Regions from separate parts of the Homo sapiens genome. Here region 2 is linked to region 1. The links are chromatin loops, found by intact Hi-C in ENCODE. Cell type or tissue: ascending aorta. All regions are shown on one strand. Each heading gives the region's core, and the rest is flanking DNA. Links, peaks and the distances in the headings are about the cores only. Region 1 overlaps FBXW11 (F-box and WD repeat domain containing 11). Region 2 has its middle 110 kb from the start of SMIM23.

Region 1 (16,269 bases), core at 3,952-11,951:
AAGTCAGATACCACAAAAGAGGGGATTATTTATTCTGCATACATACAATTAGAAGTAATGTGTCAAAACAAATGGAGCTGTTCCAGAAAATATGCTGGAAAAGAGGATGATATGAAAGGTGAGACTTTTTGTTTGTTTTTTGAGACAAAGTCTTGCTTTGTCACCCAGGCTGGAGTGCAGTGGCACAGACACAGCTCACTGCAGCCTCAACCTGCTGGGCTCAAATGATCCTTTCACCTCAGCTCCCTGAGTAGCTGGGACCACAGGTGCATGCTGCCATGCCCAGCTAATTTTATTTTTTGTAGAGATGGGGTTTCACTATTTTGCCCAGGCTGGTCTCGAACTCTTTAGCTCAAGCAATTCTCCTGTCTCAGCCTCCCAAAGTGCTAGGATTAGGTGTGAGCTACCGTACCCAGCTGGAAGCTTTTTTATTACATTAGCTCCATGGGGTTTGAAATGTCAGCTGGTGTAAAAACATAAAATCTGGCCCAAACTCTTTCCTCCAGGTAAATGAGCGTTTGAACCATTCAGGAGATGTTCTCTTTGTAAAGATCTCAAAGACTGGAGACTTCACTTCCCTCCGTGTTTCATTCCAGTGTTATTACTCAGCAGCCAAGAAAATTTTATGCTGTCTAGTCTGCCCCCCAGCCTCCCAACTTTGAGTTAGAGGACACCGTATTTTATAATCACATATTTGGGTCATTATCAGAAGCTCTGTCTTTTTAAGAAAGGTATATTGTGAGAGGACTTTCCTGTGTTCATTCTTTAAAATACTGTTAATTTGTTATACAGGTCTGGAGCACGAGCACCTGTGAATTTGTTCGTACTCTCAATGGGCACAAGCGGGGCATTGCCTGTCTCCAGTACAGGGATCGCCTGGTTGTTAGTGGATCATCAGATAATACCATTAGGTGGGTAGAAGTTGGTGTGCTGACAGAGCAGGCTGATTTTTGCCACATTGTTGACTCATCTCCTAGTTCTAATGCTCAAAACAACTCAGGGTAAATGGGATGTTTCAGATAAGAAAGCTTTAGGTAACTTTTAGAAATGTATTTGGGCTCTGTATACTCAAGTGGGAAAACCGTGTGTGCCCTGGGTGTTCTTCCAAGATTCCCCCAGTACACAAAGTTTTTTAACCTCAGCTCCACCTGGGATCACTTAATACCAGAGCACTTCAGAACAGGCTAGGGTGCTGCAGTGCAGCCCAGCTCGCTCCAATTTCCCTCACCTGTGAGCTCCCACCTCCCTACCTAACACATGGGAGTGTACTTTATTTTCCTCTCCCAAGACTGCATCTGTTCCTGCCAGGTCATTTACCTCTCTTTTTCCTTCCCAGCACTCGGCCTCCCTGCTTTCTAATAAATCTGACTAACCTTAGACATTTTGTATCTTACTAAGAACATCCCTTCAATATCTACTTCATTATCCCATGCCATTTCCCCACTGTCTCAACACACTCTAGTGGCATTACATAAGTGACTAAACTTAACTTTGGTTTATAATCAAATTGACTAATGTTTGGTCAAAATAAAGATAGGATTCAAGATTATTAAAAAAAGTTTTTTGTTTTTTAAAGGCAGGCAAGCAAACACATGCTAGTAGCTTTACATAAGTGACTAAACTTTGGCGTTTATAATTGCCTAATGTTTGGTCAAAATAAAGATTGGGTTTAAGATTATTAAAACTTTTTTTTAAGGCAAGCAAATAACAAAAAAGCTATTTAAGTTTGCTTTATCACTTTAGGCTTCAAGATACCATAAATTTAGTTTAGAGCTTAAATCTTGATTCTCTTATATTCATCATGCTTTGTGGTATTGCTTAATGTTTCATCAATAAACAGTTCTTAACTTCCTCATTGGAATTGTCAAGGTTTTACAAGATAGTAATGTGTATTACTCTCCAGCTTATAGAAGGGAACTACTTTGGAGTCATAGTGGCAGTACTGAATGGCTTTGATCACAGATTAGAGATGCTATCATCACGGGTACTAAGAAGATTTGCTAAGGGCAGCTGTAATAAAATACATTCTTTGGATGTATCATAGGAATTACTGGTAGAGAGGCTAAGAAAAAGTTATAGAATTAATTTGCTCACTTTATTTTGTACATGCTAACTAGCTATGATTTTTTTCTACAAATACTGTAGAAAATCAGTCATAATAGGAAAAAAGATCTCTAACTCCAGAATTGTTACATAAATCATATGCAGAGAAAAAGACTTGGTGTTGTCAATGGGTTTATATTTCCACCAGAACACTGCGTGTACCTAGTAAGTCTCCCACTCTGACTTTGTAAACCGTCAATCCCAGTATTCAGCATATAGTATCAAGGAAGGGGTATCCCCAAGCCTCATCAAGAGACAGCCACCTCCCCTGCTGGTCCGCCAGTTCTAACCTCAGTGGTCCTTATGGACTCCACTGTGCTAGAAGTGCCTGGGGCGGAAGCTTAACCCCCTGGCTGTACGTGATATCTCCTTTCCCACCTTGTCTCATCTGTGCTCTTTCTCCTTTACTGCCTACAATCCCTGTCTCCCCAGAAGAGTCTTTCCTACACCATTTGTCTACATGGTTTTTATCAACTCAGACATCAAGAGAATGCCTAAGGATTAAATAGAATTGAAGTTTCTTGTTTGTTGATTTTATTTAAATAGTAATACAGACGCATGATTAAAAACAGTTTCAAATCATATAAAAGGAAATAGAATAAAAAGTAAGGCTTCTTCCTAGGTTAGTGCTTGGAAACACACAGATGGTATAAATGTACACATACAGCTTTATATGTGTGGTGTGTACTGGAAGTGAGATAGAAATAAAGAGCTCCAAGATAGTGAAAAATTGTATCTGTATGGAACAGATATAAAAAACTTACGGATAGTGTGAATCGTGTGTGGGAATTTGTTTCACAGAGGTCTGTTTTTCATTCAAGGCTCTGGGATATTGAATGTGGTGCCTGTTTAAGAGTCCTAGAGGGACATGAAGAATTGGTCCGATGCATCCGGTTTGATAACAAGAGGATTGTCAGTGGGGCCTATGATGGGTATGTCTTTCAGATTTTCAGATGTACTGCTATAACTGTATCAAGAAGAAAGAGAAATGTTATATATTAAGCAACTCTGTATGTACCAGGTCCTATGGTAGGTTTCTGTGTAATGGTGGATGGCAGGTATTATTATACCTGTTGTTTAGGTGAGGACACTCAGGCCCAGAAAGAAGAACTAAATCTTACCCCAAATCACACAGAGGGAGAGTCACTGTGGTTCCTAAACTTAGCTTTGAATCATCGCTGTCAACTCCAGCAATAGCTTAGGTTTCAATAGTTGATGTGGGGGTATTGACTTCTTTGCTTTATCCCTAAATTAAGCCAGGCTCTTTGTGTGTGTGTGTGTGTGTGTGTGTTCGTTCAACAATAAGTTTCTTCTTTTCCCTTTTTTTCCCTTTTTGGTAAATTGAACAAACCCTCTTTAAAACACCTCACTACATTTTAAATGAGCAAATGGCAACTGTAAATCTTTCCAGATGACCTTATATATACTTCCCAAATGGGTTAGTTGGTCTGTTTGTACTCCTATTACTAACTTCCAGCATTTGCTTAATTTGGAGAAAGGTATCCTTGGAATTTCACACAGAGCCCTAGCTTCTGTCAGCAGCACCTACTCAGCCCTAGAGAGTCCCCTGATGAATGAATTTGGTGACATAGGTTATCAAGTCCGGAACTGAATTTAGATAACCTGAAGTTGTTTTCTTATCTCCCTTAAAATAATATTTCTTTAAAATTTCAGCAATTCTGAGAATGTGTAGGTTCTTAATTTTTCCAAAATCAAGTGTAATTGGTTCAGATGATTTGTAAAAACATAAGCATGTTCCCCATTAGCTTTTATAAATAGGCAGTTCAGATGCACTACTTTTTTTCAAGGAAATGTTTGACAGCATATAAATTGTTCACTTTTCCACTAATCACATCTCATTTTCCTTTCTAGGAAAATTAAAGTTTGGGACTTGCAAGCTGCTCTTGACCCTCGAGCCCCAGCAAGCACATTGTGTTTGCGCACATTGGTGGTATGTGATCTCTTGAGACGGGAATTGGTTCCCTGTGCTGGAGGATGACCATTTGCAGATAGTCCTGTCTAGGTGTATCACAGGAACGCTTGTGTGTCTCACAAGATGCCTTCAGAGAATTTCAGTCTTCATTTTGTTTAGCCAAAACCAGAGAATATTTGATGTTTACATTACTGTGAGCACTTTCCTAAGGGGAGACATAATGCAGCTTAAGATATGAAGGCAGGCTTCCTGATTTGTAGGTGGACTGGTTTCCTCATAGGGCAAGCAATATTTCCTTCTTGTAGGTTTGGAAGATTTCTTAATATGGCTATTTGTGGTTATGTTTTAATAACAGCACATTTTTATACTATATATAAATTTTTATACCATTTATAAGTACTGTTATATTTTTGAAGAGATAGTCATTTGGAAATATTGGTAGATTTAAAAAAGATTTTAGTAGTTTTATTTCTGTTTCTTCACTTCTTGCATTTACTAGAAGATGCAGAACTGTCTTCTTGATTTTAATGGGAACTCTTATATTATTATTTCACCATGAATTTTGATGCTGGCAGCAATTTGAGGTAGATCCTGGTCATGTTAAAACAAACTGTCTTTCTGGTTCTAGGTTTTCCAGTGGATTTTTAGAGTGTATCAAGAATGGGTATTATGTATTGTTGTTTACTTTTATAAGGCCCTTTTTGAGATGATCTTTGAAATATTGGTAGACTAGAGTCTAAGATACAAAGTTTAATGAAAGAAAAGGCCTAGCAGGAAAAGAAAGAAGAACATTTGTTCTTGGGATGAAGGACACAGTTCAGTGAGCTCTGTACAGTCGTTTAGGAAGTCTGTTTAAGTGGCTGCATTTTCATCTTCTGCCCAGTTTCTCATTGTGAGATATCAGGGGCTGTAAAGATCTCATTTTATTCATGAAGTTTTGTATTTCATAGGAACATTCTGGACGTGTGTTTCGGCTCCAGTTTGATGAGTTTCAGATCATCAGCAGCTCCCATGATGACACTATTTTGATTTGGGATTTCTTAAATGTGCCTCCCAGTGCCCAGAATGAGACCCGTTCTCCCTCCAGAACATACACTTACATCTCTAGATAACAGTCTGCACTTTCACCCGTTTCAGGTGAGTACTATCCTCTCCCCTTCCAATTTTGCTGATTGAATTCACCTTCCCTTTGGGGAAATTTTGTGATTTGGGTTCCTTGGTGATGTGTGAACCAAGGTCTCTCTTAGACGTGTCAACTTTTGCAGAGTTCAAGTGTAAGGCTGGATCTTTATAGTCACATCCATACAAGGCTTGAGTTGGAATCCTGCCTATTGTGTGGGTTTTCATCTTGGCAGATGATGAACATGGTTCCTGTTTTTAAAAACTGTTCCTAAATGATTTCTTAGGTCATAATCAATTTAACACCAGTAAAATGTCTTGAATTTTATTTTGGGGTACAAGAATCTTCTTTTTCTCTTTCTTTCCTGTCCTTCAGTTCTTTTATTAAAAAAAAAAAAAAAATCACCATCTGACAAAACATTCAAAATCCCTCTCTTCCCCACTACCACAATCCACCCACCACCATCCTTTCCTCAAGGATGAATCAGAGAAGAGTATCTGTTGAGAGACCCCTAAAACCTATTCTGCTTCCATGAAACACAACAGATACACTGAGAAGCAAAGTCCTTTCCTCTGGTTACAGGAACACTGAAAGTCATTATAACCATTGATGACAGAATGTTTTGATTATTACTAAGCGTGTTCAGTCTGGAAGATGAGAAGTCTTACTTGGCTGTGTCCTAGGAACTGATGACTTAGGAACAGTATTGACAACTCTGTGTTCTGCTGAGGGCCAGTGAATTCTATACACATTAAACTTTGTAGATTGAATAAATGTTTACATATAAACATACTACTATGGATATATGTATATAAAGACTGTTGTGATTAATAAAATTTGTATTTATTTAAAATCGTTACTTAATTCTTAGTGGTCTTTTATCATTACATATTTTCCTGTTCATTGAATTTCAAAAGTATAAGAAAGTCCATGTGCAGAATTAGGAATTTTTTTGATGGAGAGATTGAGAACTCTTGGTACCTATTCACTAAGTTACCATCTTTTCAGATACTCTTTCATCAAGATTCCAAGATCCAATAAATAGAACTCCACCAGGAAGTTTGTCTTACCTAGAGGTCAAGAAACTATATAACCAGGGGCCAAAATTAACTCACTACCCGTTTTTTTTTTTTTTAATTAGTCTCTGCTTATCCATTAAGTTTTTTTTTTTCCTGTCTCCACAGGCTAAGAATAGTTTTTACATTTTTAAATGCTTAAAAAAATTAAAAGAATTTTTTTCATGACATGCAGTAATTAAATGAAATTTAAATTGCAGTGTTCATAAATAAACATTTGTGCTACACAGCCATGCTCATTCCTTTATGTATTGTCTGTGGCTGTTTTTGTGCTTCAGTGGCAGAGCTTAGTAGTTGCAACAGAGACCTTATGGCCTACAACATCTGAAATATTTACCATATGGCCCTTTCAGAAAAAGTTGGCTGACTTCTGGTCTTGCCCCTGCTCCATCTATTAGCGGTAAACCAAGGGTCTACATCAGGAATGGCAAATAAGTGTTTTCTTCATGCCAACTCAGTTTGGTCAGTAGTGACTGGTGGGTGTGTTGCCTTTGGAAGGATTCTGGGACCCCACGTGGACCCCAAAGGACTGGTTGTGGTTGGTTATGTCTGCCTTGCAGGAGTGACCTGTAAGCCACTTACCTATTTGCTATTATGGGTCTCGAGTGTGTTCAGACTGTTCCTGATCATAATCTTCTGCCCTGCTGCTTTCTTTCTGGATAGATGCTTCATAAGTCAGTTGAAAAATCCACGTGGCAGAATTACTGTAATTATTGAATGGAGCTTTAAAATAGGAATTACAGAGGAAGGAGACAAGGATCTCTTGAGTGATTGCTCCTCCCCCTGACCTCCCCTCCCAATAAGCCTAAGAAAATATAGGGAAGGAGGAATGGACCCAAGTAAAAACTGCTTAAAGAGGCATATGGCAAAATTCAAGACATCCATATTATGGTTTTCTTTTTCTGGTGTATTACAATAGATGAACTGACAACATCTATATATTACCTAAAAGTGCCCTGAACAAGATTCCTTTGGTTGAGAGATGAAGCAGTGATCACCAATGCTGTTTCTTATTGGCTGTGGTAGAAAGGAAACTTGTGTTACTTCCTCCAGGCCCTCCCTCCTACCTACCTTTTTTGGAAACCTCAGAACAACTGCCTAGTTGTGATCAATTATAAGTCAATGGAAAAATCTTATCTGCTTAAGCTGGAGGTTCCCTGTATCCCAGCACAAGCAGTGAGACCACAAATGTGTTTGTCTCTTCAATTTTATTACTTTTAACAACCTTGGCAGTCAACTTTATAGATTTTACTGCTCTTTTCTAATTTTTTTTTTTTTTTCCCTTTGAGACAATGTCTTGCTCTGTCACCCAGGCTGGAGTGCAGTGGTGCAATTTTGGCTCACTGCAACCTCCGCCTCCCAGGCTCGGGTGATCCTCTTGCCTCAGCCTTGCAAGTAGCTGGGGCTACAGGCATGTGCCATCACACCCAGCTGATTTTTGTATTTTTAATGGAGATGGGGTTTCACCATGTTGGCCAGGCTGGTCTCGAACTCCTGACCTCAATTGATCTGCCCGCCTCAGACTCCTGAAGTGCTGGGAATAAAGGAGTGAGCCACCGCGTGCGGCCCCAAATGCTTTTCATTTATTGTAACATGAAAAAAATTATAGCCATGTGATACCATAAGATTTATGCATAATAAGAAACACTACCCTAATGATGATTTAACCTTGCAGTAAAATACTCACCCGTAAAATATCAGGTGAGAGTCTCTCCATGTCAGCAAATGCAGCAGTAGATCTATCTGCGGAGTCGTTTTTAAAAAAATTAGTAACATCTAAGAGCTGTATGTTGTATTATATATTCAGTAGCTCAAAATTTATTGTTTTTTCTTACTACAAGACAATATAAGATCGTTATTAGGAAATTTGAAAAAGTAGATAAGCCAAAAGAAGAAAGTAAACTCCTGCTCGTGGTTTACCACTAACTCCTTTTTATAGATCCTTTCAGGCTTTTTAAAATGACGCTTTATAACTGTACATTTTCAAATGTGTTTTTCTTCTTTATTGTGAAATGCTTGCATGTTAGTAATGTATTTGTCCAAATTATTCCTAATTGCCAAATTATATTAGATTGTTTGGATATGCTCTGTTGTTACATATTTATCCTCCCCAACCCCCAGTTTTTAGTGATTATAAAAAACAATGCTATGATCATTCTTTTAACCTAATATTTGTCCAACCCTTTATCATCTTTGGAGGGATTCTGGAAATGTCTGGAGGGTCTGGGTTAAAAGGTATCACGTTTGAAGACTTTTTTTTTTTTTTTAATTATACTTTAAGTTCTAGGGTACATGTGCGTATGTAGGTCATTTTGCCCTCCAGAAGAGTTCAGTCAGTTTATGCTCCCCTCAGCAGCATTTGAGAGTGTCCACTTCTGGTCCTGGGGCATTAATGTTTTTGAAATAATTCAGGTTCCCTTAAATATCCTTAATGGGAAAACAGTAGCAAATGAAATTGAATCTTAAATTCATTGAGAAGACTTAAGATTCTTGATCTTTGTGTAAATTGACAACTTTCTGGGAAAATCACCTTTTAAAAAAAGCATTCAAGCTTTAAAAAGTCTCTCTTGCTTTTTTTTTTTTTTTTGCCACCTAAGGTGACTTTAGACTTTCTGGCCAGTGGTTTAGTGCATCACTTATTGTGACAGTATCTGAGTGGGTTTTGACTTTATTTTGATTTAGAATAGAAAATGTCAGCCTGCATTGTATGTAAAAATGATAAATATTGTGAATATCAGTATTCTCATGAATATTGTTTTTTTGTGTGTGTGTGTACATATTTACATACATGATGAATGTAGAAATTGTGATTAAAATGTGTTTCAGACTCAAAGCCATAGTCAAAAAATTATGGAACATTCAGTGGCCTTTCCCCCATACTGTTGTTGTTTTACCAATGATTTACTTATTAAAAAGGAAGTAATTTCTGATTACTAGCATTCTATTTTAGAAAGGCTAATTTTTGCATATTTTTGTTTCCTTGTGATCGATGAGGGCTCTCGTGAGGATGTGAGACTGGCCTCTTGTAGGTTCTGAATGTCATAAAAGATTATGCTAAATATAAAATCGAATGTGAAGCATCTTTTGTTATATGTGTACTTTTTCAGAGCAGTACTGAGAGAGTGATAGGTTATAGGGTCAGCCCTCTCCTTGAATCCCCTCTCTGTCACTTGTTGACTCTTTGAACCAAACACTTAGCCTTTCTGAGCCTTAGTTCTCTTATTTGTGAAGCAGGTGTCATAATAGTTTCTTCCTCACAGGATTGTTGTGAGGTTGAAATAAATGTGATACCTGGTATGTAGTACACTCAGAACAACTTACAGCTTCTGCTGTTAATGCTAATAAGTTTTGCATGTAGCTGTGTGCAGGGGGTGGAGTGGAGTGTGTGTATTCTCATCTAAACGGAATGTTCACCCACACTCCCTTTGCTTCTGTTTTTCTTTCCTCAGGGTTTTCTAGTCTTGAACTACTGGCTACGTGGCTACCAAATGCCTAAGGGAGTTCGTTCACAGCTGAGTTATGAAGCTGGAATTGGTTCTAGACGCTGGGTAGATGCAAAGCAGCCTAACTCTTCAAGTACCGACATTTCTCACCTCTGATTCCGGCTCTCCTTTGAGAAGGAGACCTTAGCTTCCCCGGCTTCAAGTAGAACAGAAGCCCGTTTCCTTCCCTCATCAGTGAAAAAATCTAATGTTTCAAATGTAAATTGTTCATAGAAAAGGAACATAGAATCTGTTTTACAGAAGTAAATCGACCGTCAAGAGAAGACTTGGCCTCTAATTTATATTGCTTTGCACTTTGGTTTGATATTAAGAAACAGCATTCTTCTTCAGTGAAATTTTGGGTGCCAAACACCTACCCAGAATGTCCAGGGCTTTCATTTTCAAAAGTTAGCATTCTCCTTTTGACCGTCCAAGTCATTATGAATTCTGACTTGTTGTATTAGGAACATGTTGGACAGTGGAAAATTTTCTCTGGATTGTTTTAGTAATATTTTTGGGATTATACTTCCTTTCTGTACCAATTTCTTTTAATTTAAAGAACTATAAGTCAGTTATATTATCTACCAACAGGTAATATAGCTCTTTCTTTTATTAACTGTTCTCTGTCCCCCAACCATCTCCTGATATTTGGTAGAGTAACACCTTTATACGTGTGCTTGCCTCCTAATTTAAAATACTGTATTCGCATGTAGATATAATGTACATAACAGTTTAACCTCAAAGTTGCTGGAGTCAGGGCCCCCTGTGCTTGAGACACTAATACAGAGTGTGTTCGCACTTAGCCATGGGCTGGGCTCAAGAACCTGATACCTGGGTTGATGTGGATTACCTAGAACCCTTCCTGCAGTATTCATACAGTGTTTTTATTTTGTTGTTGTCATTGCGTGTGTGTGGTTTGTGTGTGTTTTTAATGAGAATCTTGTTTTAAAATGTAATTTCTAAGGTTTAACACCAAAATGTTTTATTTGTTGTGGAGTATATATTATACAATAGAGAGGTACCTTAAACATTTTTTGTTCTTATTCTTTTTCTCATAAGTACTCCTGAGTACAAGTGGTCACCTCCCATAGTATTCATTTGGCTTCGCTGTCAAAAATCATTATTCTGTGCAGTCGTGGCCCTGGGAAGGGGAAATAAGAAGGCCCTGTTGACGGGCTGTCTTGGCTCTGGAATTCATGCATCCTGGCCTTGCCAAGGTTCTGGCAGGGCCTGCTGGTGTGTTGGAGCCTGCAGGGCAGGTCAGGCTGGTTCAGAGGCCCATGCTGAGGGGTGGGTGCTCTGAAGTGGAGTGAAGCCTCAAGCCCATGAATGCCACCCCAGTCATCTCTGGTGTCAGCTGCTGCTGTGGCCCCAGCAGGTTCTCAAAGCTCCCAAGTCCTCCCTACGACACAGCCCAAATGTGTAAATGGCACTGTTGCCCTGACAGTGCATGGAAAGGACGTTGGCATCCAATTGGCACTCCTTCTCCCTTATTCAATATTAGGTTTGATTTGCCCTTCGCCATTGTTTCCAAAGATCAAGGAATGTCAATAACATTTTAAAGGACCAATAAACAGCCTCCTATAAAGTAAACCTCTTCCCGTGGAAGCACACTCTACTACTAAAGGGAAGGCCCTGGGCTCTGATTTGTCCTTTGCATTGAGAACGGTGTGGGGATCAGTGTGTGTGTATGTGATTTGTTTATTGAGTTGGCTTTGCTTTTTTAGTTTTTCTTTTAAAAATAAAATCCTTCCTTCCCATGTTACTAAATTAATTTATGTTTTTGAGAGGTTGAGTCTCAAAGTGTAAACAATAAACCTCCATTCATAAGGTGGATGTTGTAAGCTTGATGGTGGTTGTGAAAGTGATTTAGCTTTGACCACTTTTCATCCTACAGCTTCAATATCAAACTGGTTAGGAAAGCCCAGGGGGAAGGGAGGGGGCAGGGGAGGAGGCAATTCTGAATGAATGAATGGATTTTTTGTTGTTTTTGCATGTTTAATATAGAAGTTCCCCTCGTTCCTTGGGAGATGATGGCCTTTGAATATGCAGACAACCTTTGAATTGTGCCTACTAAATTATAGCAGGGGACTTTGGCACCCAAGGAGTTCTGACTTTCTGGGATTATAATAGTAATTCCCAGCCATACTCTGGACTTTATTTTGCTAACCATAACTGAGCAAATGTAAATTACTGCTATATTAATGTTTTAAAGCACTGGGATAGTCTAATTCTAACTTGTAATTAATTATGTTTGCCAATTATCTGTTTGAAATAAATTTGTGTCTGAACAGCTATTGAAACTGTTAAATTGTACAGATATTATTCATGACAGCTTTGTACTGTGGAATGTGCTTAATAAAAAACAAAAAAGTTTGACTTTTGTCCAGTAAATTGCTAAGTAATGTCAATAAATCGAGTATGGGTATTATGCAGTGCACCTAATCTGGCTTCATGCAATTGTTACTTCAGCTACTGATTCAAAGCCAATACTCTTAATAAAGTGTTGCAATACTCTGACGTTCTGTTAAGAAATTTTTCAAAGAAACTGTTAAGTGCTGTTAGGAATTCAGTGACATACAATTAAAATTTATAGATCTTTAGAATCATCTGTTCTGTAAAATGAGTTTGAAGGCAAACTGGTTTTGGCGTGTGAGAATGTTGTAGTAGATGATATGATTCCTTGTCTTGGGCTTTTGCCGAAAGCTAGCTTGAACTTCAGGAGTTAGCTGAGGGCTAGCTAAGAACTCTTGCCCTGCAAATCTGCTTCCCACACATAATTAATTGCTTCACAAGTTACTGTCAACATGAAAATGGCCTCTGAGACATCCCAAGTGGCTTTCAGGTGTGAGTGGATCCTCCCCTTCTTGAAGAAGGGCCATGGAGGTGTGAGGGGCAGTTTCGCAGCCCTCTCCACCATAGCATCAGAAATGAATAGTTTTGTGTGTGCAAGTGTGTCACTGGTAGAGTATTGAAGCAGAAAAAGTCGAGTTAGTATCTGTAGGATTCTACTCAGAAATTCTATTCAGTAGGACTGAGTAGAAGCTGAGTTTTTTTGATAGCTAGGCTAAACTTCCCCCATTAGTCAACCCAGTTGGTAATGCGGACTTTTTGCATGAGATTAGAGTATTTCTATGTAATTGTTCCCACCCGTTTTTCTTGTAGAAAACGTTTTTCAAATGTGTCATGCATGTGGTTAAGAGAACCAATTTACAAATCACAAAAAGATAAGAGTAAAAAGTAATTTTTCCTCTCCCCCTTAACCCCCAGTCCCTCAAATGATGGTTAACCAGTTTCTTTCATGTCCTTCAATAGATACCCTCTTTTCTATACACAGCTTGCTCTTCCAGCCGGTGAAGACTCTGGGAGCTTGTCTTGTAGTGCTAAGATATTGGGGCTCCTGCTGGCTTGTTGCACAGAGCTGAATCCAACACTTTGTAGGCACTCAGTCAGCATCTGTGGGATGACTGAGTATATGGCCATCTCAAGGTGTTTACCTGCCCACAGATAGGACGACGGACCCCATACACCAAATGCACTAATTCAGTAATTTAAAAATTATATTGGTTAGGTGTAGCCATGTGAAAGATTTGTAGGGCAGGTCATAAGTAACTTTTTCTTAGTGCGTGCCAGGTAAACTGGAAAGTAGAATCCTATAAATGAGATTGTACATTATTTTCAGCTTTGTGGTCATCTGCTTATCCTTTCTCTAGGAATTGTTTGATTTTATTGCTCAGAGTATGTGAGTTATTACTGGACTGGCCTGGGAGAACCTGGAAATTACAAGGCCAAAGACTTGAGTGGGGACAGATTTAGGAACAGCTTAAACTTGATGTTCTGGTGAGATCTCAGTGTGTACAACTTAAGCTGTCTCTACCCTTCACCACCACCTTCAGATCCAGTGGACTTTGCCATTTCTCGCAGGCTGTGTTTGTACTTCCAAATACCACCAACGCAGGGGATTGGGAAGGATTATTTTTTTAAGCATCTAGCTCTGTTGCCCAGGTTGGAGTGCAGTGGTGCAGTCATAGCTCACTGCAGCCTCGAACTCTAGGACTCAAGGGATCCTCCTGCCTCAGCCTCCCAAATTGCCGAGATTACAGGCTTGAGCCATCACGCCCAGTGGGAGGGATGTTCTTAGAACACCATTGAGACCATCCTGTGGGGGCCACTTCTCTACCGAATGGCAGAGAGGAAAGAGCCTGGGCTTTGGGGCCCAGAGATCTAGCTCAGGATTGGAGCCCTGCCACCTAATTGGCAGCAGGTCCCACGGGCAAGGGCATTTATTATCCTGAACCCAAACTCCTCAGCTGGGGAGCAGAGACAGTGTTTTAAGATTACTATGGGGATGAAATGACATCTCTAAAGTGCCTAGCACAGTGCCTTGCAGCTTCAACTTAGACATTTAAACAAAGGGAACAGAATGCTCAGAGGGGAGGAAGGGACAGGAGTTAGTGGAATCTGGGGTGTCGTGCTGTCAAATAAACGTGCTCAGGCAAACCTGAAGCCTGTCTGGACCTCTTGAGGGGAAATACAGGAGCTGACCCTGAGGACTGGTCCCAATGAGGACTTGAGTTTGTAATCAGGGCCTGGTTTGTTCAGTGGGTGGAAGAAAGGGAGATGGGCCAGTGAATAGGTTTATACTGAGTTATATTTGTTAGTTTTATTATTACAAATAATTATAAAGGTAGTCAACCTATCATATCCCCAGCTAGTATTTCTGGGAAGAGAATGAGGTCTAAACATGTCACTGTCCTCAGTGAATTGTATTGTCTCCAGAGGGGACGGGAAAATTTCATGCCTTCAGGGTGTGTATAGGTGGTGGGTGATGGTGGGGAAGAGGTTGGATCATGCCAGCTACAGCAAGAATGAAGATAAGTGAGTGAATAAAAAATAAAGATTCGTGGGTGCCAGGCTGCTGGTGAGGGCTTTGTGTACTCTCATCCTTCCAGTAGCCCTGCATGGTTTATGTTCTTACCGTTTTATGGTTGAAGATACTGAGGCTTGGATCTGTCTTTGGGAGCGGCTGAACTTAGTGTTGATTCTGGTCTGCCTTGGGGGCCACAGCTGGCCTCTTAGCGCGCTGCCCTAGCATCTCCCTCTTCATGCTCCGTGGGCCCCTGGATGCCCGCAGAGTCTCTCTGAAGAGCCAGGCTCAGACTGTGTGGTCCCTTGGCACCCACAGACCCTCTGCCCTTCTCTTCTCCCCTCCACTGATATGTCCCTGGCATATGTTCTTGGTGTGTCTTCAACAGTGCACAAAGTGCGATGGAGTGCAAGGGGCCGGACAGGTGCAGGGGGACCCGACTGTGGCCGGCCCTGTGGGCCATTCTGAGGGGTGGGGGCTCCATCCTGGGGGCAGGGGCAACCACTGGCTGGTTTTAGGCTCAGGAGTGACCAATTAGAAAGCTAGAGTTAAGATTCAGGAGAGAGATGCTAAGGTCCAGAATAGGGAACATGAGGAGGTGAGAGAGGGTGTTGGGAGCCACGGGGCTTAGTGTGGAGGGAGCTGGAGGCGCTGACAACAGCATTCATATTCAGTGCGTGTCTCCTGGGTGCCACTAGATGGGGCTATAATGGAAGAAGACACAAGGTCCCTGCTCTCAGGAAGCTTCCGTTCTAGAAGAAAGAAACAGTGCGCAGTGATTGCTGTAGTGTCCACAAACATGCATTTACAAGATAAATTCAGATAGTGTTGATTGCCGTGAAGAGGTTACACTGGGCAGTGGTTAGGTGTGGCCTGGGGGACGTTGGATCCAAGATCTCAATAAGCAGGCGCTGGTCATGCACTGAGCTGGGACAGGATGATGTTCTAGGCTGCGGGCGTGGACACACGCCAAGGCCTTGAGGTGGGGATTTCTGGAGTGGGCAATGGGCTGCAGGGGTGTCCAGCTCTCCCAGATAAGGGAATTGGGGTTGATCCGGGGGGTGGAAGGGGGATGCATTTGGATGTGGACATTGGAGGGGCCCCAGAGAGGTTTGAGTGGAGCCCCTGGGCTGCCTAGAAGAGAAGGAGAGAAGTGGTGGTTTCAGAAGAAAGAGCCCAGAGGAACATCTGCATTTAGGAAAGGGGCACGGGAGGACAAGCCTGTGACAAAGGTGGGAAGGAGCAGCGGGAGAGGCAGGAGCGTGATACCCAGCAGTCTTTGCAGGGCCTGTGGACGCTCTCAGGACTTGGAAACTCTCTTTTGCAAACACTTGCCTCCAAGCTGCCTGGGCCTCCTGGGGAACAATGCCTGTCCACTAATCACACCGCAGGACACCTAATCCCGCTTCACACTTCTTCCAAGACAGCACCACACTCTCCTAACGGCCAGGGCTCTGGCAGCAATAACAAACAGGCGCCCGGGAATAGCTTCTCCACTCCGGCCCTTGCCTGGCTTGTCCTTGGGAACGCTCCCTGCAGCCCATCTGCACAAACAGACGGGGGCCAGGTCTGTGCCTCAGGAATGAAGAGATAAAAGGGACCATCGGGGCTTTTTCCACCAAAGGCGAAAGCATTTTATTGAACGGGCTGCGAGTTTTTGTTTCAGGAAATTTCATCATGTCTCCAAG
Region 2 (16,269 bases), core at 3,789-11,788, 190 kb after region 1:
GGGAAGCATAGGTGCCGTAATGGAAATCGGAGGTTTATATTCTCATTAAACGTGATGAGCAACCCGATCCTATTGGTGTACAACCTCGTTTCATCCAGCTATCAAGCTCCGGGCCTTCACAAAATCAAAACATTAAAATAGATAAATAAAAATCTGTTTAAAAGCACTTTTACTATTTGTTTTCCAACAGCAGTTTCTCTCCAATTTAAAATCATATGATTTGAGTGAAATATGACCCGTATGTCTCTGATTCATTTGCTGATTAGCTAATTTACGACTGTAAAAATGGCTTTGAAATGACAAAGTTTCACACAAAATCTCAGCACCATGATTATTTACATTTGGACATCAAATAGCTCTTGTGAAATATTCTGTGAAGTGACTGAGGGGCTTTTTGGATTAAAATTTTGTTTTCTTTTGAATTCACCATGGCTGCTGCTGTTTCTTTTTCTCCTCTTCTTCCTACTTCTTTTCTCCCCCATTTCCTTTCTTTTCTTCTTTTATTTTTTTATTTTTATTTTTTTCATAATAAATACTGAATGTATTTTTATTTTGTAGAATTCAGTAGAACTCGGGTCTTGAAAACCTACTTGACGTTTAGACTCAGCATGGTGAATGAAATTGCTCGTAAACCCACCCAAACAAGCGCATGTTCCCATCGTACCAAACACTGGTTTCCTAGAAAACTGGGTACACTTACCCAGTAGGGCAAACAGGAGGAGGTGGGCTTCAGGGGCTGCCAAGGTGGGAAGGACATTCTGAGCATGTTCAGCTTGGCATGTTCAGGCTGAAATTTAAAAAAGAAAAAGATACCTAAGATTTCAACACTGGGAATCGCGCAGTCTAGGGATGTTTTTTGGGGAGGGTATTTGAAGAGAAAAAAAAAAGCCTAGGGAAATTGGTTGAATGCTTTTAAGAGAAAATGTGTTTGTTCAAAAGTTAAAAGTTAAGGGATCCAAGGTCAAGGGTAGATTTTTGTCTCCGTGTTTATTTTTATCCTGGATTTTTCCCTCTCCCCACATTTGATTCTTTGCCAAGTGCCATGGAATTTTCTCTCCCTGAGCCCTCTCTCTGTGTTCTCCATCTCCCCCAAAGCAGTGTTTCTCTACATCTTCTAGGACCTGAACCATCAAACTCACCTCTTCCCACTGGTCTCCTGTCCCCACCCTCCACTGCACCCCCGGGGGAGCTTTCTAGAGTGGAGATTAGATATGTTCCTCTGATGCTTAAGATTGGTCCACAATAATGGTCTGTGTCTTTGAACACTTCCTCTATGTTGTCTCTCTGCTTATCATGGCTTTGCCTCAGTTTGCCCTCACCTCCATTCTGTGAAGTTGTCCTCCATCCTTCCTGTTTTGCAGATGGGGAAGCTGAGAATCAGATAGACTGAGTCACTCAGAGAGGCAGGGTCAGGCCAGGGGATCCAGTCCAGAGCCTCCGCCCTGAGCCTGAGGTGCTACCTCCCTAGGGTACCTGCAGGAGCAAGTCCAAACGCCTGCGTGGTCCACAGGTTTGAAGACCCTCACTGGGCCCCTCTCTGCCACACCTCACACTCCTCTCCCACACCCACCATAGCCTCCAGCTATGCCAAACTATGAGTTCACACGTCCACAGTCTGTTCTCTCTGGTAGGAAACACCCTCTCCTCGCAGCCCCAGCTCTGCCCAGCATGCTCTGTTCGTTCTCGGGACTAAGCTCCAGGGCTCCTCTTACGGAAGCCTCCCTCACCTGTGGAATGCCACTGTCTTTGCCCACTTGGCATCCTGCTTCCCCTTCTCCCCGTGACAGTGTCCTGATTTGCATGGGGCTGGCTCCCTTCAATTTCAGGACTGAGCAGAGGACCCAGACCTGGCCAATAGTCAATCAATGATTCCATCTTTATGGAGACTACAATGAGTGATTGAGAGAGTGGCATGTGACCTGAGCAAATTCACCAACACTCAAACCTGGGAATTTGGCTGAAATTAAGAGTAAACAGGGGCTCTCCTTTCAGAGGGGTTGCTAACCATGTTGACCTTGGAGGGTGCCTCTGGTGGACAACTTGCCTGTCAGAGAGTGGCGTCATCTTCAAAATAATGTCAGTGTGGCTGAAAGCACAGCTGAAGCAGGGGAGAGACTCCTGTTGACGTTCTTGAGTTCCTGGATAAAGCCATGCTTGAAGCCAGTTGCCCCGAACTTTTCAGAAACATGAGCCAATCAATCTCTGCCCCACCCCTGCCTTTTTCCTTCCTTAAACCAAGTTGAGTTGGAGTCCTGTCACTTGCCATCAGCAGTCATGAAAAACACACCATCCAGGTTCACACCTCCCTGCTCTGTGCCACCTCAGGACCTAGTGTCACTTCTATCATTTCTGGTATTCCCACCTAATTGCAATTTGTTCACTCATGTAACTCCGCTACTGGATCCCAAGCTTCTTGAGAACAAGGACAGTGACTTCTGTATCTCTGTTGTCTCGGTCAGGCTAAGAAGCAGCAAGTTGGTGTTAAAGTCATGGACATTGAAGTCAATCAGACCTGGGTTCAAATCCTGTCTCTGCCTCTTGCTGACTGTGAAGCCTCAGCCAAGTTCCTCACTCTACCTCCTTGAGTCTCAATTTCCTGAACGCTCATTCTAAAGGGGCATTATTAAGAATGAATGAGGTCATTTCCTCTGCCTTAGCTCAGTGCCTGGCTTCTGTGAGGCATTTCATAAGGGGTAACTGTGGTTATTATTACACGTTGGTCCCGTGGAGTCAGTCCTATGAGAATCACAGATCATGGCATGGCAGACCAAGGGTGGGGACGGTTCACACACAAGCATAGCCACAGTTACCCGAAGTGGTAGCAGCGTTGTTCCCAGATACTTGGAGACTCAGGGCTGGGAGGAGTTTAGGAGTGTGGGAGGAAGTGGGCAGCTCCTCTCAGCCCTGCCCCTGAGGCCATGGCAGTTCTCAGGGAGGGAGTGGGCATGGGTGTGTGAGCAGAGAAGGAAAATCCACCCTCCCAAGTTTTCTCCCCATGACCAGCCCCCATGCCCTCACTCCAGACTCAGAGCTGGGGTTCTTTGCTCTGGGGAGAAGTGCATTGTTAGGAGCTCAGGCGTCGGAGTCAGGCAGTCCTGAGTTATGACCTTGGCTCCCCAACTTCCTAGCTGTGTGTCTCTAGGCAAGATACCTACCTTCCCTGAACCTCTCTTTCCTCATATTCAAAATGAGCTTTTTAGAAGAAAAATGAGATCATGTAATTTAAGCTTTTAGACCAGTGCCAACAAATGGGAACTATTATTTTTAAGGATTAAAATAAAATCCATGAGGGATTTCAACTCCCTGCTGCCCTGGCACTGAGCTGGTCATCTGGAGGCAGCAGGGCCTTGGACTCCAGGATGGACACACTCGGCCCTCCCTCCAGGACACTGTGGTGGCTGAGGGTGTGCCCGACGTGGTCTCACTGCCTGCCTTGGAACTCTCACTTACTCTGCAAGTTACACAAATTCCTCATGCCTCAGTTGCCTCACTTATAAAACGGAGATAAAAACAGCTTCTACCTCATTGGGAGTTTTCAGGATTAAATGACCTAATGCATGCAATATACTTAGAACTGTGCCTAACACACGGCAAGTGCTTAATAAACATTAGCTATTAGTCATTTCTAGAGTAATTTAGTGACTGCTCATTGCATTAAGAGACCTCCATCTCAAAAGAAATGAAGGAAAATGTGCTTGTCCTCAGTAAACGTAGAGTCCAAATTGGGGCCATAGTGATAAATAACAATAATGATAGTGATGATAGTTACTGAGTTTTAAAGTGGAAGTGATTGACTTACTTTGATTTGGGGAGGAACAAAAGTCAAGGGAAGGTACCACGAGCTCCTGGAGCCACAGAACATGTGGACCCAGCACTTGGGAGAGTGCCCCCAGTGGGCATGCAGAGGTGGGCCCTCAGGGTACCACCTTCCCAGCCAGCCACAGGGGTGGGGCTGGGCGGGGTGGGGCTGAGGCTCAGTAGTGATTGGTCCAGGGATGGGCACATGACCCACTCAGGTCCCTTTGCTGAGATTTTTTCTTACTGGAGTTGGCGGAAAGAGCTGTCTTTTCCTCTCTTGTCTCAGCGCTGTGAGACCACACACAGGCTGGAGTTGCATGGGCCACGCATCCAGCTTCGTGGGGTGAGCTGACCCGATGGGATGAAGCCAAGATAACACACAGATAACACAGTGAGAGGGAAAGAGGGTGTAGAGAAGAGAGAAGTGGGAAGTGGGCTAGGGAGGGTGAGAGGAGGAAGACAGAGAAGGAGACTGGGAGAAAAAACGGACTCCCAGTTCTTGGGTGCTGTGGCCCCTGCTCCTTTCTGTGGTTCCATGAGCTAATGAATTTGCTGAGCTGCTTGAGGTACCATGTTTCATAGCGTCTAACATGCCATCGATTGTAAGATGCACTATTATTGAAGGTGCCAATTAACTCTCAATGGATCGCAAAGCACAATGTTAAAATGTGGAACTCAGGGCAAAGGGGCTGTCCTTGAAGAGATGAATATGATGGTTCAAACTGGGCATCTGTTTCTCAAAGAAGAAAACTTCCAGTTCATTCATGTGCTCTTCCTCCCCACTCTGGAAACGCCCTGACACAGAAGTCCTGCAGTGTTTTCATCTCTTACAGAAGAGGTCTTTGGAAGGAGAGGGGGACAGCAAAGCCCATTCACCTGTGGAAACAGAGGAGTAAGGTACCGTAATGCTCCTTCTTTTAAGCAGCAAAGTTGCAAGCTCTGGGCTGGGGCAGATAGTAGAGAGTCCTCCAGAAGCACCTCCTATGCACCAGGGACACTTATTCTTCACATCAACCTTTGAGAGAGCTTCGGCTGCCACTGTTTTACAGCAGAGGAAAGCAAGGCCTGCTTCAATTAACCTACCTGACCAAGGTCAGGCAATAAAGGCATCACAGAGCCAGGATTCCAACCCTTCCCAACTGGCGACATCCTTCCCTCTGTGGAACTTGGCTGACTCCTTGCGTTTGGTCCTAATTAGCCCTAAAATTGTCAAACAAGACACACTCCAGTGAGAAGTGAGAGCAAAAGTGTTACAGCTCAACACTGTCTCTCAGTGACTAAAAATAATGTTCACCTGCCGTTGTTCTTAGAAATTCAGGAGAAAAACAAAGGGCCACATTCCCAGCTGCTGATCTCACCCTATGGCCATTCTATTTTCGTCTGAACATCTCCAGGTATGAATAGAGGCTTCAATGTGTTGGGGGGCAGGCCTGGGATCCAGGCCTGGACTATCATTGGCTCAAGGTATAACTATGGGCAGGCCACTTCCCTCCTGTGGGCCTCAGTGCCGCCATCTGTAATATGCCAGGAGCCAGGGCTGGACTAGCTCACTTTTAAGGCTCTTCCAAGTCAAATATGAACTTTAGTTGGTAATTTCGCTTAAGCATTTTATAGCTTGTAAAGATCTCACTTGGTCCTCTGATGAGGCAGTTCTCAACCTATTTTCTGTTGGTACACACATAATGAGGTTGTCGTACCTGGTATTCTCCACAATTCCACTGGCTAGCTGTAGTTTCACAATTTCCATGCCACTTAAGAGAACATATTAGAATGCAAATGAGGAGGGATGACATTGTCATGAGGCTAACCTTGGATATGCTCTAAGTTATATAATTTTAACCCAAATCATTTGAACTATCAGTGCTTTGTTGTAAGCCTATAATTACATTGCCAGGCTTTTCCCAACTGCTTCTGATCCACAAGTTTGTCTAGACACTGGATCAAAGCCACGGCTGTAATGAGCTCAAAAGGAGACAGCACAGGCTTCACATCTGTGTAAGGAGCTATAGTAAATGGCATTTTAATAGCTGGTGTCCAGATTCCTTCTAGGAAAGGAATTGTGTTTTACTGTGAACTTAATTGAGGTAGGGGAGGGTGGGGGCAGTGATCCTGAGGGCCCTGGGAGTCAGGGCTTCCAGGAGGAGAGCTAGGTTGCCCCCACACAATAGAGACAGAAGATGTGGAGTCCCCAGACATAACCCAGGAGGGAAGAGGTAAAGGGGAGAGGAGCCAGACAGTGAATGGAAGGCTGTGCTGTGTTGGATGTCTCCCTGCTCTATGATTCTCAAACATTTAGATACTCCCAAGTCCCTGGTGAGGTGTGTGTGTGTGTGTGTGTGTGTGTGTGTGTGTGTGTGTGTATCCAGTGAATGAGGCCATCAGCCCACATACGTATACTCATAGTGCAGGAACCAAGAAGCATGGCTAATGATGGGACCTCAAACCTCTGCAAATGTGCAGAAGTCTTGGAAGTTCTTGTCTGTTCCAGTCCATGGGATTGGGGGTTTCAGGCCACCCTAGTTAGACCTGAAGTGCTGTCAAAGCCCCATCCAACATCTGGGTTTTCACCCACTTTACAGATGAGGAGCCAAGAGAGTTTGCCAAATTGGACAAAACTGGCTCATTCCTTCCACTGGGCCCTGATTAGGCACTTGTTCTCTGTGGTTCCTGCTCCCAGTTTCTCCTGTTTTAAATTCGAACTTATTCATCAGCTTAGTAAATCCCCTTGATGACCCTAGCTTCTGCCTTTCCCTAACTCTGATTTACTTAGATTTTTTATTTTGAAATAATTTCAGATTTCCAAAAGCATTATTAAGATAGTACTAAGAGTTCCCATATACCCTTTACCCAATTTCCCTAACTTTAACATCTTCCATAACATTTGTCTAAACTAAGAAAACTCATATGATACCATTGACTAAACTACTCACAGACTTTGCCTGAATTTCATCAGCTTTTCCCTAATATCCTCTGTTTCAGAATGCACTCCAGGGCACCATGTTGGATTTAGTTGTTAAACCTCCTTAGTCTCCTCCTATCTGTGCCAGTTCCTCAGTCATTCCTTGTTTTTCATGACTTTGCATACTATGTATGTTGGCTCTCCATGTATGCATTTATCTACTAGTCAAATGGATCCATCAACTCATCCACGAGATGGCCGGCCATGTGTGGGCACTGGGAGCTCAGAAATGGCACTGAGAGCTCAGAAATGAATCAGGTGAGATCCCTGACTTCAAGGATTTAACAGTCAAAGAGACTAGCAAGAAACTAGCATGAAATCAGACTAATAAAAGCTATGACAGAGGAAAGCACAGGGCAGAAGAGCTGACCCCATGAGTACAAATGGAAGGGCTGGAGCCCAGGGCCAAAGCACAGAGCACTTTTGTCAAACTTTGCACTGAGGTAGAGGAATGATCCTCCCTCAAGGAGCCCCTGCAATGATACAGGGATCTTGATTCATAGGGCATCATTGCGGAGTGGGCAGACAAAATTGTCCCACAGCACAGCAGCATGCTTCAACAGAGATGCACATGCTCCATCTGTGACAGAAAAGGTATTGTAGTTGAATTGTGCCTGCTCCCCAAAATATGTTGAAGGCTTAACCCCTGGTACCTGTGAATGTGATCTGATTTGGAAACAGGGTAATAAAATTAAGATGAAGTAATACTGAATTAGGATGGGCCCTGATTCAATGACAGGTGTCCTTATAAGATGAGAGAAATTTGGACCCAGACACGCAGGGAAAATGCCAGTGACCACGGGGGCAGAGATTGAAGTGACGCATCAACAAGCCAAGGAGCGCCAAGGATCGAGGGCAACCACCAGAAGCTGGAAGGAGTAAGAGGGGATCCTTCCCTAGAGTCTTCAGAGAGGGCATGGCCCTGTCGATCCTTTGACTTAAGACTTCCCGCTTCCAGAACTGTGAGAGAATAGATTTTTGTTGTTCCAGGCCACTCTGTTTACAGTAATTAGCTATGGTAGCACTAAGAAACTAATACAGTAGCTTCTAGAATGGCTTCCAGTGGCCCCCACATCTTGGTATCCATGGCCGTGTATAATCCCCTCCCACTGAGCACTGCTGGGGAAGAAAATGTAGTGAAAGTGATGAATGTCACTTTCAAGATTAGGCTATAAAAGACAGTGACTTCTGGAGTTCTCATTCTCTCTTTGCCTCTCTCTCTTCTCTCTCTCTTTCAGAGGCCTCCTCTCTCTCTCTCTCTCTCTCTCTCTCTCTGTCTGTCTCTGGGTCTTCTTCCTGGCTTGCTCTGATGAAGCAAGTTACCACACTGTGAACTGCCCTATGGAGAGAACCACGTGATAAAGAACTGCGGTGGCTGCAGTCACCAGCTAGTGATTTGCTGAGACTCTCCGTCTGGTGCCCATGAGGAACTGAATCCTGCCAACACCACATCAGTGAGCTTGGAAGCTGACTCTTCCCCAGCGAATCCTTTAGATGACTGAAGCCTTGGCCAACACCTTGATTACCACCTTGTAGAGATGTTGAGCCAGAGAATCCTGTTAAGCAATACCCAGATTCTTGACCTGCAGTAACTGTGAGATAATAAACGTTGTTCTAAGCCACTCAGTTTTGGGGTAATTTGCTATGCAGCAATAGATAACCAATATAGCATATAACAGAAACAGATGGAATTAACAATAGCTGATTGTAGCCAGGTAGAAACATAGGTCCATTGTTTACAAGTCTGTAGATTTTTCAAGGAAGGCTGACTGGAAATCTAATTTTTAATGCAAAATTTCCAATTAGAGCAATATTTCTCAATCAAGGGAGATTTTGCACCCCAAGGGACATGTGGCAATATCTAGATACTTTTTTATTGTCATGTCTGGAGGGCACTCCTGGCTTCTAGAGGCCAGAGATGCTGCTAAACATCCTGTATGAGAAAAACATGTGGCCCAAAATGTCAATATAATGTACAAGACAGCCCCCTCCTCCCAGTATCTGGCTCAAAATGTCAATAATGCGACTTTGAGAAACCTTGAATAGAAAAACACTGTTTGAACTACACAAACAAGTCTGTTGATTACATTTGGTGGGAGTTTCCAGGTTGCAATCCCTATTGTAATGCTTTTTTATCTTATTTCATGGTGTGACTGGTTTCTGATACAGTCAGACCTCACAGGGAAGGAAATGGCTTTATTCTTTGTCACTATTTCCATTTAAACCTGCTCTGTTCCATCTCCCTCCCCTGCCTCTAGATGATATCTTGGGTTTCCCAATCGCTTTCAGGCATTAGAACATATCATTATCAGCTATTAAAAACTCAGCCACATCTAATATTAAAACTGATTTTCTCATCCAATTGAAAAGTTCTTTCCTCTCCTCAGTCTAGCCTCACCTGAAAATTCTTCAGATCAGCCCTTAAGAAGAGAGATGTATCAATCAGAGTTCAATGAGGAAGACAGAAATCATGCCAGGTATTTCCAACAAAGGGGGCTGAATACAGGAAATTGATTAAATGGGTGTTAGAAGATGGAGGAGCAAAAAGGGGGAAGGCACAGCAACAGAGATCAATAACTGCAGGAAGCAGCTGCCACCCCTAGGGCCATGGAGTGGGGAGAGAGAAGGTGTTGTTATTAAATTCTACAAGCTTGGAAGAATTTTTGTCATCTTCAGAGCTGGGGCCACTGGGGAGGAGCTGGTGCTCAGAAGCTAGGGGCTTGGAAGAGATGCAACCACCTGCAGAGACACTGCCAGAAGAAGGAAAGAGAGAGATAGAGAGAGAACAAACAATGGTTTGTTCACTCCTCTGTCCCCTCCTCCTACCTTCTGATCTCGTACTAGGGCCTCTTATTGACAGAATCTGAAAGGAAGTCAACTCAGAAAGCATCTTTTAATGCTAAGAATTTTAGCTTATAGACTCCCAGACCCCATTTTGCAGGGCGAACGCTAGAAGGTAGGTATGGAGCCAAGAGACAATGGTAGATATCACGTGAGCATGTCTGTTCTTTCATGACCCCATGGCCCTTGCCCCTCCATACCTCCTCCACTCCCTATGTTTGTTGTGGCTCCTTCAGCGCTGGGTTGCAACGGGAGAAGCAGTAAAGAGCCCCACAGGCCGAATGCCCTGTAATGTCTGAAGTCCGCTAAGCACATGTTCCAGCCTACTTTGGTGTTGGGCAATAGAGGATTGGTTCTCCATACTCTGGTCAGCCATTGAGCAAATGCTGCATCTCTCTTTTATAGCTTCTTCAGGGACCTCCTGATGGGGACCTTGAAACTCCCATTTTTTCTCTTAAGAGACAGTCCCTGGCTGGCAACATACAATGTCCCCAGCTCCTACGCTTTTGTGATATGCACCCCACAGAGACCTCCTGCTGGGGTCCTTTTGCCCTGGAAGGCCTTTCTTTTAGGAGAGGTCCTTTCCAGAAGGCTCTAGCCTAGCTAGTCTCATGGCGTTCACTTAGCCCATGGGAAAAGTCAACGTTTCTTTGCCCCACGAAACTCTGGATGGGCAAGTTACTCCCACAGCAGCACCCACTCTTTCATTAGTCCTCACAGGCAAACTAACCAGGCTTTTGCCTTTAGACATCTCCAGGTGAGAGTCAGGAACCATGTCTAGGTAACTCCAGGAAAATCAGTCAAGTTTCATCAAAGATTCTTCTATCAACTTAACCCTGACAGCACTACTGGATAAACCTACAGCAAAACCCCTGAAAAAAAGCAAATAGTACAGGCATAATTATTTCATATAACAAACTCCCAGGTTGGCTCAGAGGCTTAGTAAGTTTGGATTGGTGTCTCTATGAGTCTCTTTGGCCTTACCCTCATGGTGACAAGATGGTTGCAGCAGCTCCAGGAATCACATCTTCATCCACAAAGTCCAAAGTGAAAAGGAAAGGGGGTTGTGGGAGGAAAGGCCACTTTCCATCTCCCTCTGTCTTTTATCTCTCCCAAAAGGCCCTAGCAAATCTTCCCTAACATCTTGGTGGCCAGAAGTAGATCACACATTCAGTCCTAGACCAATGACTGACAAGGGGGAATGGAAAGACAAAGACTAGCTTAGAACAATCACGAGTCAACCTTTGAGGCCAGAATGAAATTGGGATACGTTTTCTAAGGAAGAAGGGGAAATGGCTGTTGGGTAGAGAACCAGCAGCATCTGCCACAGACATTTCGTTTCTTCAGAAGTTTTGCACTATGTAAATACTGCCCTAAATATTCCTTTGCATGGCCAGAGCAGTTATTTGCATCTCAGTACCCCTGTGAGCTGCAGGCTCCCTGCTCCTAGGCCAGTCATCACAGCCCTCTGTTTTGGCAGATCACCTGGAGTGTGTGAGTTGCTGGCCAGGGTTCAAATTTTCTGGCTGTGTGCCCAGGGACAGACTATTATCAGCTGATACAGACAACCTGATTACTTCCATATTTCCCCTTTCCTACTTTTGTTTTGGTTTGGTTTATCCTTTGAAAATTTCTTGAGTGCTTGTCTAGTCTAGTCAAAGCATTCTAGTCAATCCCAATCTCAGAGTGTGCAAAACCCAACATTAACAATTTAGAAAGAAACCTGAAATCAACTAACAGAATCTATTTTTCTATTAGCCACTTCTCTGGAAATGTTGCAGTGTGCAGTTTTGATTAGTGACTGGATTAAGAAATCCCACTGCCACCCACCAAGGGCTTCATCAGAAACTACATTTAATGAACCCCAATGATTAGATTCCCAATACGGGAATTTGTTGGTCAAATTGCAGAATAATTACTGGGCACTGTTACTTAGGGTAGGTATTGTTAGCTGTTGTAATAGACAATCTCCAAATCAGTGGCTTCACCCAACAGAAGTTTGTATCTTATCACATAGTCTAATCAGGGTTTCTTGGCCAAGCAGACTTCCAAGTAGGGATTCAGTGACCCAGGCTCCTTCCATCTTGTTGTTCCTCCCTCTTCCATAGTCCTAAATCCTCTCTAATCAACCAATAGATGGAGAAGAGGATATGGAATTACGCATGGGAGGCCTTGCAGGGTGACCCCTGGAAGTACACCCATCACTTGTCCCCACTCTCCAGTGGCCAGAGTACTCACTCACATCGCCATACCAACACAGGAGAGGCCAGGAAGGCTGACCCAGCTGTGCACCCAGGAGGAAAGCCCTCTCTGTCAAAGCAGGTGCCAGGCGCTTTATAGACATTATCTTGTAAGGTAGGTGTTAAAATTCCCATTTTAAGATGAGAAAGCCGAGGCTCAGATAGGTGAAACGTCCTGCCCAAGGTGACACAGCTCATATGTGTCAGAGGGAGAATATCTCCTATCGTTTTCTGCAATTGACTTTTTACTTTTACCTTTCATGTTTAGATGTTTAGTCCCCTTGGAGTCCACCTTTGTACATACTTTAACATAGGGATCTAGTTTTAGTTTTCTCTAGTTTTCCCCAAACCATATACTAGACAACTTTTTTTCATAACACTTGATGTTATGACTTTTTTTTCCAAAAGGGTCAAACCAATTTACCTTTCTACTACCATGTATGCATATGCCTGTTTCACTTCGCCTTCTTTAACAGCTAACATTATTATTTAAAAAGTCAGTGCTATTTGATGGTAGAAAAGTGGTAACTTATTTCTTTGGTTGCTAATGAGATTGCCTTCTCTCATTTTCTCCCCCAAATATATTCTTCCTTTGTGAATTATCTACTTGAATTCCTTATTCATTTATCTAGTAGGGTCTGAATAACTTTCTTATGGCTTCACATACATATATACATACAGATAGTAAAAGCTCTTTATCTAATAAAGATATGATGCCTTTGCCTGTCATTTTTGCTGCATGCATTTTCCTGTCTTTTCTATGTACAGATGTGCTGAATATTCCTGCTGCCAATTCTGTCCATCTCTTCCTTTGTGATCTTTTCTGATGCTTGTAGATTTAACCAGACCTTCCCAGAGGTCTGATAAATATTCATGTCTTTTCCCCTCTGTGGTTTGATTTTTTAAAACATTCAGTTCTTTAGTGCACCTGGAATGCATTTCAGTGCATAGTATGGCATGGAAGGGTCTAACTGCAGGTTTATAAGTTGCAAGAAGTCATTTACACCCCCTTCTACCCCATCCTGAGCTGCTTTTTCTTCTCCAGGCCCCAAAGAAGCAAAGATATTATAAGTGACAAAAAGTATAAGGCTGTGATCATTTTCCCCCAATTGAAGAGATTATTATTGTTGTTGTGCAGAATAGAACATTTACCATGTAGTAGAGTTCTCTTTGTTTTGCACAAATTGTGTCACTGAAATTAGCCATCAGACATCCTCATGGGATAGAAATCATTACCCCTATTTTACAGAGAAGGAAAACTAAGGCTTAAGTGACTTGCTCAAGGTCACACACTGGGGTGATTATTATTTTTTTTCTTTGCGCACCTCACTTTCTTTGCTTATTCATGACCTTGCCTTCTAGCTATTAACTTAAACCATGCTTGTTTTCTTGAAATTAAGGTAGAATGACATTAGATGAATTCACTTTTTTTAAAGCAACTTTGAAATGTTCAAGAGCCCCCAAAGTAGAAAAAGATACTGAAGAGGGTCCAGAAACTCCCAAAAGAGGTTGACACCATCCCATTGTGATATTTTCTGATGCTTCTAGATTTAAACAGATCTCGTCAACAGTCGTATAAACATTCTAGTCTTTTCCCCTTGTCACCTTGGTAATTACCATTGTCACCTTGGTAAACAAGAAGTTTACATGAACTGACTTTTAGGGGAATTAGCTCCAGGTTCCAGAGTCAGGAGCTCATGTGAATCTAAATACATGGGTGATTGCTAGTGATTTGGGTCAGAAGGGGGATTCTCATTTATTTGCCTTCCTGTTTTAGGAAGATTTTCATTTCTGTGAACTTGGAAGACTACCCAGTGAAGGGAAAAAGAAAAGACTGAGCAGAAAGGAGGTGGGAAAATGTGAGTAAACACTGACTCCCCACCGAGAGACCTGCTGGCATGGTACAGTGCCTCTTTGCACCTCAGTGTCCTGTAAAATGGGACTACTGACTGACCCCTGCTTTGCAGAACGAGCCATGGTGAGGATCACCTAAAACAGAACCCAGGCACGCCAGGCACCTGACCCGGTTAAGAGCCATCTCTGCATTCTGTTAGGCACTTCCCACATTGGTACTATGAGGAAAGCCCACCACGAGGATTTGGTGACGTGCCGAGATTGGCCAAGGTGCATATTTAGAAGCAGACTAGAAAAAGCTCCTAAATTAGGAAGGAAAGAGGATGCTAGAGAGGGAAGAAGGAAGACAATCTATTTTGTACCCAAAGGCCCATGTTGGTGTTCTACTCCCCTTCTATAGGTGAGGGAAGAATGAAGGCTGAGGGAAGTGCAGAAGTGAGCTCAGGTTCACAGAGGATTCAGTTCCCGGTCTCTGGGCTACACAGCCTGGGAGGGAGGGGTCTCAGGAAATAAAGGCGGGGGTACATGTAACATGATGACTTGGTCAGGAGTGAAGCACCATCAGGTGGTAAACCCCACAAGGACCCAGGTATCTTGACTCTTAGTAAGGTCACTTGGAGACCTTATGGTTTTCCAAGCCAGAAGAGTGACCAGCTCCGTGAAAGGTTGGGTATAGGAAGTGACCACGCGGCTCAGATCATAGTGCCATGTCCGGGAAATAAATGTGCCTTCTAGGCCAGCAAGGCCCTGATTACACGGCCTTGGCTCAATTAATAGGATAAGCAATAGGTACTTTTAGCTTGGCAAAGTGGTCAAAAACAGGTTGCAAGAATAGTCTGGGCCAAGCCATTCCTCCATAAACTACAAAAGAACCCTAATTTCACAGTTCCTTAGCTTTAAACCAATTTAAGTATATTAAACCCTTCAGCATCTATCATCATGGTAGCTGGGTGGCGGGGGTGGGGGTGGGTACAAGTACAAAGACCAGAGTGAGGATAGAGCAATGTGTGAGAAAAACCTGGATTCTGGTATAGCTCTACTGCCAAGAATATCTCCCTGCCTGGAACAGTTGGAAATGCAAGAGAGTATTTTATGATTTGTCTGTTTGTTTGCCAATTTCAAAGAAATCTTGATGTAGAAAGTTTGAAAAACACATAGAAATATAAAGAAGTAGGAAAAAATCACCCATAATCCAATCATCCAGTAATAACCAGTTTACACTGTGGTATTTTTCTCTCTAGAGTTTCTCTCTGGGCTTTTGTTTTTTAAATAAATGTGATACTTGGCTTGAGACCCATCCACTTCCCAAACTGGATGAGATGAGGCCTGTAACATCCTGAAAATATATATATTTCAGATTGTAAAATGTAATATGCTCATTAGAGAAAATCTAAAAAAATTTCAACAAGGATGAAGAAAATTAAATTAAAATTCCACCACGTAGAGAATTAACATTGGGGTGAATTTCCTTCCCATCTTCTTTCTTTACATTTCTTTGATTATCATACACATGTTTACCTAATTTTGCATTCTACTTTTTTTCCTTAACATTATGTCATGAGCATTTCCTCCCGTTATTGCACATTCTTTCAAGGCTACATAATATTCCTGGGTATGGACATTACCTACCTTATTTAACTCTTCCTTTATAATGAATGTTCGATTTTCTGAGCATTAGTTTTTTTTACAAATGCTTGCCCACAGCTCTTTTATTTCTCTAGGATTGATTCCTTCAGGAGGAATTACTGGGTGAAAGTGGATGAATCTTTTAGAGAATATGAATCTTTTAACACATACTGCTACGTCGTCCTTTGGAAGGGCTGTAACTGGAGCAGTGCAGGGGGGTACCTACTCCATTATACCCTTGATTTAACCTTGAGAGCTCTGCCTGTTTTACTTTGCAAAACGCTATTGCTACTTGAATCATTCCTGAGCTAGGACCCAAAATGGCTACTGCCTTCACTGGGCATGGCTTTGTGACATTAAGTCAGCCAGTTAACTCTTGACTCCATTTCCCCATTCTTACCACGATGTGTTCTTTAAATTCAGATGATTTCAGCTTAAAGTTGGAAATACTGGTTCACATTCCAGCTTCAGCTTTTTAAGATTGTATTTCTTAATCTGCAAAATGGGAATAATACCTAGATTACAGAATAATGATGATTAAAAAACAAAACAAAACATCACAACAACAAAATACGTAAATTGCTTAACACCATGCGCGGCACATAGCAGATGCCCAATGAATATTACAATTATCTTCTTTCCTCTCTTTATCCTCAACATAGAAAGCATTTGAAAAGTCAGGAAAAGTAGCATTAATCTATCAGATTTCTAGTTGAAGAGACCAAAGCTCAGAGAAGTGAAGTAACTTGCCTAAAGTCCTGGTAGCTGGTAAAAGACAGCATGAGGTCCACTCCCAAGATCTAAAAGAGGGGACAGCTGCAGGGCTAAATACGGCCTAGGCATCTGTTTTATTTGGCCCACATAACCAAAAATAAGTAAGAAAATAGGATAAAATTAAATAAAGACAACGTTTAAAAAGAGGAGCTTTTACATCCAGATATGATTTCTGGT

The links. A loop is a pair of places that touch in the nucleus more often than their neighbours do. Peaks named below come from ENCODE experiments on the same cell type or tissue, not always from the same donor. Only the 100,000 strongest peaks of a DNase experiment are listed, where the experiment ranks them.
Region 2: a loop joins it to region 1, with 2.0 times the contacts of the local background. A loop is called at or near these places in 2 of 110 quality-filtered maps.

Annotation. Positions count from the first base shown.
Region 1 is chr5:171,857,514-171,873,782 of GRCh38, reverse strand. FBXW11 (F-box and WD repeat domain containing 11) reads left to right here. Exons shown (of 14, transcript NM_001378974.1): 10 at 793-911; 11 at 2,925-3,035; 12 at 3,976-4,054; 13 at 4,987-5,173; 14 at 9,682-12,234. The coding sequence ends at 5,148. Among named protein-coding and RNA genes, the nearest start is that of SMIM23, 80 kb to the right of the region's middle. In ascending aorta, for the core only: no CTCF peak of the experiment used is centred there; no DNase peak of the experiment used is centred there; H3K27ac peaks cover 491 bases.
Region 2 is chr5:171,668,362-171,684,630 of GRCh38, reverse strand. No RefSeq gene overlaps it. Among named protein-coding and RNA genes, the nearest start is that of SMIM23, 110 kb to the left of the region's middle. RefSeq lists enhancers at 4,441-4,940, 15,806-16,269. In ascending aorta, for the core only: no CTCF peak of the experiment used is centred there; a DNase peak (open chromatin) is centred at 8,200.